Linked DNA regions of Homo sapiens: region 1 is linked to region 2. Evidence: read pairs that join two places in POLR2A ChIA-PET (ENCODE). Cell type or tissue: A673. All regions are shown on one strand. Links, peaks and the distances in the headings refer to the core of each region. The heading gives the core; the rest is flanking DNA. Region 1 overlaps SVOPL (SVOP like). Region 2 has its middle 17 kb from the start of MIR4468.

The links. ChIA-PET counts read pairs that join two places held together with the same protein. Peaks named below come from ENCODE experiments on the same cell type or tissue, not always from the same donor. Only the 100,000 strongest peaks of a DNase experiment are listed, where the experiment ranks them.
Region 1: POLR2A ChIA-PET joins it to region 2 with 6 read pairs; 3 of 35 experiments call an interaction of 5 or more read pairs at or near these places.

The regions. Positions count from the first base shown.
Region 1 is chr7:138,606,353-138,610,751 of GRCh38, reverse strand. All of the region lies in intron 14 of SVOPL (SVOP like), which reads left to right. Among named protein-coding and RNA genes, the nearest start is that of SVOPL, 93 kb to the left of the region's middle. In A673, for the core only: no CTCF peak of the experiment used is centred there; a DNase peak (open chromatin) is centred at 2,201; H3K4me3 peaks cover 325 bases.
Region 2 is chr7:138,138,397-138,142,795 of GRCh38, reverse strand. No RefSeq gene overlaps it. Among named protein-coding and RNA genes, the nearest start is that of MIR4468, 17 kb to the right of the region's middle. RefSeq lists an enhancer at 4,314-4,399. In A673, for the core only: no CTCF peak of the experiment used is centred there; no DNase peak of the experiment used is centred there.

The sequences.
Region 1 (4,399 bases), core at 113-4,112, 470 kb before region 2:
AGCCTCATAAGGGTGTGTCCTTGAGCTCTTAGAAACTACGTTAGTGTTTAAGTGTCAGGGCAAGGTCAAGGCCTAGTGGAGAAGAGGGCTCATAGGAGCTGGGCTAGGGTTCGGTCAAGGAGAGGATCTTAGCCTCTAATTTATAAATATGTTTGTGTGTGCTGTATTTTGAGTGATTTAAGAGTTTTCCCAAGGGCAATTTTGACCACGTGATTTTTTTTCTTCCATCCTGAAAACACAAAAACCTACAAAGTAGAATTGAAACTTTACTAATATCTCACCATTTAATGATAACAAAGATAAACATTTTAATGAGGCTTTTAAAATATATTTTTCTATGTGTGTGTGTATAAATATGCATATACATTGTTAGTGATGTAGGCTCAAATAAAAAAAAAAAGAGTATAAATTTCACCCAAATATCATAGTACTTTTTATAGCCTGCTCTTTTACTCTCTCTCTCTTTTTCTTTTTTTATGTATGGACAGAGGAGAGGGAGGGGAGAAAGAAAAGAAAAGGAAGGAAGGAAAGGAAAAGGAAGAAAAAGATCTTTTGTTCGTATGTTGTAGACATTTTTCATGTCCATAAATATAAAAAATAGGCATTAAGCTGAAAAATATTTCATTGTATGTATATCCCAGAAGTTACTTTTCAGTTAGTTCTGTATTATTGAACATCTCAACTATTTCAGAAAGATTTTAATATAAACCACAATAATAAGGCTAGGCATGCTGGCTCACATCTATAATCCCAGAATTTTGGGAGGCTGAGGCAGGCATCGGATCATTTGCGGTCAGGAGTTAGAAACCAGCCTGGCCAACATGGCAAAACCCCGTCTCTACTAAACAAAAATTATCTGAGTGTGGTGGCGGGTGCCTTTAATCCCAGCTACTCTGGAGGCTGAAGCAGGAGAATCGATTGAAACTGGGAGGTGGAGGTTGCAGTGAGCTGAGATCACGCCACTGCATTCCATCCTGGGCAGCAGAACGAGACTCTATCCCTCTCCCCACCCCCAACGCCCCCACCCCCCCCAAAAAAAAAACAGTAATGAGCATCCTTGTGCTTGCTTTTGTTTTTTGTTTTGTTTTGTTTTAAGACAGGGTCTCACTCTGTTGCCCAGGCTGACAGGCAGTGGTGCGATCACAGCTTATTGCCACCTCAACTTCCTGGGCTCACATGATCCTCCTATCTCAGTCTCCTGAGTAGCTGGGACTGCAGGTGCTCACCACCACACCCTGCTATTTTTTTTTTTTTTTTTTTTTGTAGAGGTGGTGTCTTGCCATGTTGCCCAGGTTGGAGGCTGGGCTTGAACTCCTGGGCTCAAGCAATCCTCCCACTTTGGCTCCTAAAGTGCTGGGATTACAGGCGTGAGCCATCGGGCCCAGCTGTGCTTACATTTTTATCCAATTGTGCAATTATCTCCTTAGGGTGAATCCCTAGAAATTGGATTGGTAGGTGAAGGGGTCTGCTCGCTTTCATTTTGGTACATTGTGCTCAAGTCCTCTTGGGCGAGCTTGTCCCAGTGCCTGAGAGCCTTGTTGCTTCACATATCGGCCACAGATGTTAGTCTTTCATCTTTGCCAATCTCACTGGCAATAAATGATACCTCTTTATTATTGTAATTAGTGTTTCTTTTATTAGGAATGGTACTGAATGTTCTTATTCATATTTTAATTGGGTAATTTATCTTTTTTAGCTTGCCCACTCAGGTACTTGCCCATTTTTCAATTCAGTCTTTAAAGCATGGATCTGTAAGAGCCTTTCATAAATATGTGTGTATATATATGTGTGGGTGGGTGGGTTTGTCTATAAAGGATTTTTAGCAGTTTTTCTGACATATTACAAATATTCCGTATTTGGCAATTACGTTGCAGAGATTTGTTATTTGTCTTTCATTCTTGTTCGTGTTCTCCTTTTTCTGTGCGGGGTTCATAGACACTCAAATGTATCAGTATTTCTCTGTATATTTCTCGAGTCTGCAACTAGGATTATAAAAAACACACACCTCTTTTCTTCCAGGCCTTCTATGGCATTTTCTTTTTTGAGAGGGCAAGGGGGGGGAGTGTACACTTTTGATTGAAGTATAACATACACGTGGAAGTGCCCACATCGTACATGTCCAACTTACTCACATTTCACAGAGTGAATGCAACCCAGATTCTGACCCAGACATCCCTGCTGTGCCCTCTTCCAGGCCGTGGGCGTCTGTTGAGGCGTGAGGTCCAATGCCGGAAACAGCTGTACAATTTCCCCCAGTGGCAAGCCGGCTGTCTCAACACGACGTATTGAAAATCCATTTTTTACTCATAGGTTAGAAATGTCTGTTTGCTTATGTTCCCGCAATTGGCCTATTTCTAGCTCGCTATTTTAGTCCATTGATCTGTCTGCTTTTGTCACTGACATGTTCTTTTTATTACTCTAATGAGATTTATAGCACGTTTTTTAAACTGGCTGTTCTAAACCCACTTCATTGCTCTTTTTCAGAATCACTTAGTAACATTCCACCCAAATCCTATTAACATTTTAATTGTTAATGTGTTCAATGTAACAGCTAATAGAGGAAAAATTGACTTTTTTTCTGATAGCGTTGTCTATGTATCCAAGAACAAGGTTTGTCTCTTTCTTTGTCCAATCTTTCCTCCTATGGCCCTTGCTGGGATTTTATTGTCTTCTTCAAATAGATCCTATGTGTCTTGCTATGTTTATTCCTAGGCATCTTATGGCATTTTGTTGTTATTAGGAATGGATTGTTTTCTTTCATTATAACTTCTATTTTAACATTCCAAGTAGTTATCTATATTTAGAAGGCTATTGATTTTTTTAATATTGATTTTTAAACAACCAGCTTACTGAATGCATTCCTAATACTTTCTCATTTGAGTCTCTTGAGTTTTTCAGGTTTATAATTGTAGCCCTTCTGCGATTTCTATTTATCCCTTGATGCTGAATGCTTCCAATCAGCATTTAATATGCTTCGGGTTCCACAGCTTCCAAGCTGTAAAATCAACCTTGTTCACTACTGCTTTTCTCCTCTTTCCAGCTAACCTCCTTAAAAGAGTTCTCTTCCTGCTTCATTTCCTGCCTTCCACTCATTCCTTCACCTCCTCCAAGCTGGCTGCAGCCATCTCTACTCCACCAAAATCATTCTTGGTAAGGTCTCCAGTGACCTCTGTGTCTCTAGGTTCAAAGGTCGTTTTAACCCCTCATCTCACCTGACCTTTGACCTGCGTTAAGGACTGCTGGCCGTGCTCTCCCTCCGGCATCCCGTGTTCCCTTCTGGTGGCTCCATCACTTGCACTCTGTGGGTTTCCTCCGACCTCTGTGGCCGCTGCTTCCCCATGTCTTTGTGACTTGTCTTCCTCTACTCTTTCTTTGGTTGTGGATTTCTTATTGCTCAATATTAGACCCTTATAGTTTCTTATTTCACTCTCCATTGAGATGGTATCATCCATTTTATGACTTTAGTTACCAGTGACTTCCTCATGAACCCCAAACTTCTATCTCTAGACGAGGCCTTGCTTCTCGCTCCAGATTCATCCACCTGATTATCTCCCCAGCATTTTCGCCTGGATGTCTCAAAAGCATCTTAAATCTAGCATGTTTGAAATTAAACTCCTGACATCTCTCCCCAAACCCGTCTGGCCTCCCTGCTGTGAGCTCTTATGGCACCTTGAGCTTTTCCTTCATATCACTTATTGTATTGAGAGAGGAGAATGAAAAAAAAAACAAAAAACAGTTAAGCAGACAGTTAGGGCAAGTCCTCCATAGAATTCTTTTTTTGTTTTGTTTTGTTTTCTTGAGACAGAGTCTAGCTCTGTCACCCAGGCTGGAGTGCAATGGTATGATCCCAGCACACTGCAACCTCTGCCTCCTGGGTTCAAGCAATTCTCCTGCCTCAGCCTCCTGAGTAGCTGGGATAACAGGCATGCGCCACCACGCCCGGCTCATTTTTGTATTTTTAGTAAAGATGGGGTTTCACCATGTTGGCCAGGCTGGTCTTGAACTCCTGACCTCAGGTGATCCACCTGCCTCCGCCTCCCAAAGTGCTGGGATTACAGGTGACAGCCACTGTGCCTGGCCTGTAGAATTCTTTTAAACAGAGGAACAGCCTAAAAAATCAAGCTGTAGCTGCACAGAGAAGGGAGCAAGGCCCAATGTGGAGATGCCTTTGTTTTTTGTGTAATGAGCGGGCTCCTTGGGAAAAAATTTCCTCCCCTTTCAGACATGTCCACAGTGGGCTCTGTGGGAACTTGCATAGAAGGGAGGCTTGCCTGAGACATACCCACAGCTGCACAGATAAGGGCAGTTACACAAGTAACTACGCAGATAAGGGAAGTTACACAGGTAGGGAAGTTTCTTATAAAAGCTTTTGTATTCAACTGAAAAATGGCAACCCTCT
Region 2 (4,399 bases), core at 139-4,138:
TGAGCTGAAAGCATGGCATTAGGAACCAGTACCCTTTAGCATCTATCAAGAAAGAGTCTTGTGTTAACAGGCTTCCTCAGCCCCAGTTCTATTGACATTTGAGGCCAGATAATTATTTGCTGTGGGAAGTTATCCTGTGCATTGTAGGATGTTTAACAGTATCCCTATCCTCTACCTATTAGATGCTAATGCCACCTCTGTGTCCCCCACCCTAGTTGTGACAACCAAAAATATGTGTAGACATTGCCAAACGTCCCCTGAGGGAGCGTGGGACAAAATTAACCACAGTTAAAAATCTGGCCAGGCGCAGTGGCTCACGCCTGTAATCCCAGCACTTTGGGAGGCCGAGGCGGGCGGATCACCTGAGGTCAGGAGTTTGAGACCAGCCTGGCCAACATAGTGAAACTCCATCTCTACTAGAAATACAAAAATTAGCCAGGCGTGGTGGTGCATGCCAGTAATCCCAGCTACTCGGGAGGCTGAGGCAGGAGAATCTCTTGAACCAGGGAGGTGGAGGTTGCAGTGGGTTAAGATCGTGCCACTGCACTCCAGCCTGGGTGATGGAGCAAGACTCTGTCTCAAAAAATAATAATAATAATAATAAAACAAAAAAAAAATCGCTACGGTAAAGGAATGAAACCACTCACTCAAAACAACTTTTCCAATATTAGATGATAAAAATCTATAACACATGACTGTATGTCCATTACATCTAACCCAGTACTTTAGAATAATCTTGTCACAATCTCATGAAATATTAAAAACATTGATTGATGATATTATCTGAGCTCAGCATGATGAAAAATAAAATATCCAAGATAGAAGATAAAGCTCTACATCAGAAATTAAAATAAATAAGAACTCTCATGAACAACTGTTAATCAAAGAAGAAACCAAAATCAAATTTCAGAATGTCTAGAAAATAACAAAATTGAAAACATTACATTTATAAGATCTTAACCAAAACAGTACGTAGAGAAACATTTATTGTATTCAATGTTTATATTACTAAATGAGAAGAAAAACCAAAAAAAGAATGAAATAGGTATTCAACCTAAGAAGTTAGAAATTTATCGACAAGCTAAGAAAAACCAACAAAAGATATCAGTAAAAGAAGACAGAAAACAAACAAACAAAAAACAGTAGAACAAATCAATACATTTTCTTTTCCTTTGGGAAATTTGCTCTAAGTAAAATCCAGAAAAGAAGCAAAAATAACTCGATACACCACTAATTGATTAGTAGAAAAAGGAATAAAACCATAAATACGTATATCACTCATCTGTCACTTATATCTTCAACACAAAGGTTAAAAGAAATGAACATTAAAAATAACTATAATGCTGAGCATGGTGGCTCACACCTGTGATCCCAGAGCTTTGGGAGGCTGAGGCAGGAGGATCTCTTGAGGCCAGGAGTTCAAGGTTATAGTGAGCTATGATTGAGCCACTGCAGTCCAGCCTGAATGACAGCAAGACCCTGTCTCTAAAAAAAAAAAAAAAAAAAAAAAAAAAAACACAAAACAAAAAAACTGTAACTACAATAATTTGTTAATGGATTCACAATATAAAAAGATGTATCAAGGCTGGGTGCAGGGGCTCACGCCAGTAATCTCAGCACTTTGGGAGGCCAAGGTGGGCAGATTGCTTGAGCTCAGGAGTTTGAGACCAGCCTGGGAAACATGGCGAAACCCCGTCTCTACAAAAAATAACAAAAATTAGCTGGGCGTGGTGGTGGGTGCCAGTAGTCCCAGCTACTCAGGAGACTGAGGTAGGAGGATGGCTTAAGCTCAGTAGGCAAAGGTTGTAGTGAGCCGAGGTTGCACCACTGCACTCCAGACTGGGTGACAGAGCCAGATCCTGTCTCAAAAAAAAAAAAAAAAAAAAAAAAAAGATGTATCAAAACATCATGTCATACACTATAAATATGTATAATTTTTATTTGTCAATTAAAAATAAATTTAAAAAATTACAGACATATGTATTTATTTTTCATTTGTTCAGGCATTCCACAACCAAGTATTACATTTCTACTGTGTTTATGTAAGTGTTGCTGAAAAAAAACACAGAGTCTCCATTTTTACAAGTGAAAAATTGGTGTATTACTTGCCCTTCCTATTGTGTAATGTGATCAAAAGTGCTCTGTAAAACCTGGCCAAACATAATGTGGATTTTTTTAAATGGATAAATAGGTATGTTCTGGGTATAGTGGCTCATCCGTGTAATCTCAGCACTTTGAGAGGCCAAAACAGGAGGATCCCTTGAGACCGGGAGTTTGAGACTACCCTGGTCAATAGAGTGAGACTCTATCTTTACAAAAAATTTAAAAATTAGCCAGATATTGACTGGGCACGGTGGCTTACACCTATAATCCCAGCACTTTGGGAGCCCGAGGCGGGCAGATCGCCTGAGGTCAGGAGTTCGAGACCAGCCTGGCCAACATGGTGAAACCCTGTCTCTACTAAAAAATACAAAAATTAGCTGGACGTGGTAGCAGGCACCTGTAATCCCAGCTATTTGGGAGGCTGAGGCAGGAGAATCGCTTGAACCTGGGAGGCGGAGGTTGCAGTGAGCCGAGATCATGCCATTGCACTCCAGCCTGGGCAACAAGAGTGAGACTTTGTTACCGCCTCCCGCCCTCAAAAAAAAAATTAGCCAGATATTGTGGTGTGTAACTGAAGTCCTGCTATTTGGGATGCTGAGGTAGGAGGACTGCGTAAGCCCAGGAGTTCTGCAGTGAGCTGTAATCGTGCCACTGCACTCCAGCCTGGATGACACTGTGAGACTCCTTCTCTAAAATAAATAACCATAATTTTATATGGATTATTTTAGTTGAGAAGATGAAAAGTGTTGCAAATTGTGTTGTGTATCTGCACCTCTGTGTTCCATATCTTGAATTTATTAGAATGATTAAGGTTGATTATTAGTGTCTTGATATCTAGACACAGATTACATAAATTGAAGAAAACCATCTTCTGTCTCTTATTTTAATACTTCCCTTGTTTATTGTAAATGGCAGATGTTTATGTAATAGAAGAAAGCTCTGTTAGTATGTACTTTTGATGACTTTGCACCAAGAAAAATGCATTTAACATATATATAAACCTGTGCAAAATGTGTTCCTTAGAGTTAGAACTCAAAATGAATTTGAGATGTTGTATTGCCTGTTCTAGTATTACTTCCTCGTCTAAATTGCTTCAGTGATTTTCTATATCCTTCTAGGAAAAACAAGACTAAAGTTCTGTCATGTCCTATTTACCTATCTAGGCTTATCTCAAACCATCACTTATCTGAGTCAGTTCTTAGCATAGATGAATATGCAAATTGTGACATCAAAAATACAGAATGTGGCCAGACGTGGTGGTTCACACCTGTAATCTCGGCACACTGGGAGGCCAATGCAGTCAGATCACTTGAGGCCAGGAGTTCGAGAGCAGCCTGGCCAACATGGTGAAACCCCATCTCTACTAAAAATACAAAAATTACCAGGGCATGGTTGCATGCACCCGTAATCCCAGCTACTCAAGAGGCTGAGGTTGGAGAACTGCTTGAACCCAGGAGGTGGACGTTGTAGTGAGTCAAGATCATGCCATTGCACTCCAGCCTGGGTAACAGAGTAAGACTTTGTGTGTGTGTGTGTGTGTGTGTGTGTGTGTGTGTGTGTGTGGTGTATAAAATATTTATTTTTTTCAAGTTTCTTCAAATGTCATAATTAAAATATATATAGAGAATGTTGGGGAGGGGATCAAATTTAAATTACTATAAGCTTAAAATAGCATGTTATAACTATAAGGTGTTATATGTAAGCCTCATGGTAATCACAAAGAAAAGACCTATCAAAGATACGTAAAAGATAAAGAGAAATGAATGAAAGCGTATCTAGTTATAGTTTAAATATGGTTTGTCTACTTTAAACCTCATGTTGAATTTTTAAAAAACTTTTAAATTTCAGTAGCTTCAGAGGCACTAGTGTTTTTTGGTTACATGGATGAATTGGATAGTGGTGAAGTCTAGGATTTTAGTGCATCTGTCACCTGAGTAGTGTACATTGTACCCAATAGGTAGTTTTTCATCCCTCAGCCCCCTCTCACCCTCTTCCCTTCTGAGTCTCTAATGCCCATTATACCATTCTGTATGCCTTTGTGTGCCCATAGCTTAGCTCCCACTTATAAATGAGAACATGTGGTATTTTGGACTCATGTTGAAATTTGATTTTCTATGTTGGAGGTGGGGCGTAATGTGAGATGTTTGGATTGTGGGGGCAGATCTCTCATGAGTAAGTTAATGCCCTCCATTGGGGGTGACTGTGTTCTCACTCTGTTAGTTCCCATGAGAGGTAATTGTTAAACAGAGCCTTGCACCTCCGCCTCTGGCTTCCTCTCTTGCCATGAGATCTCTGC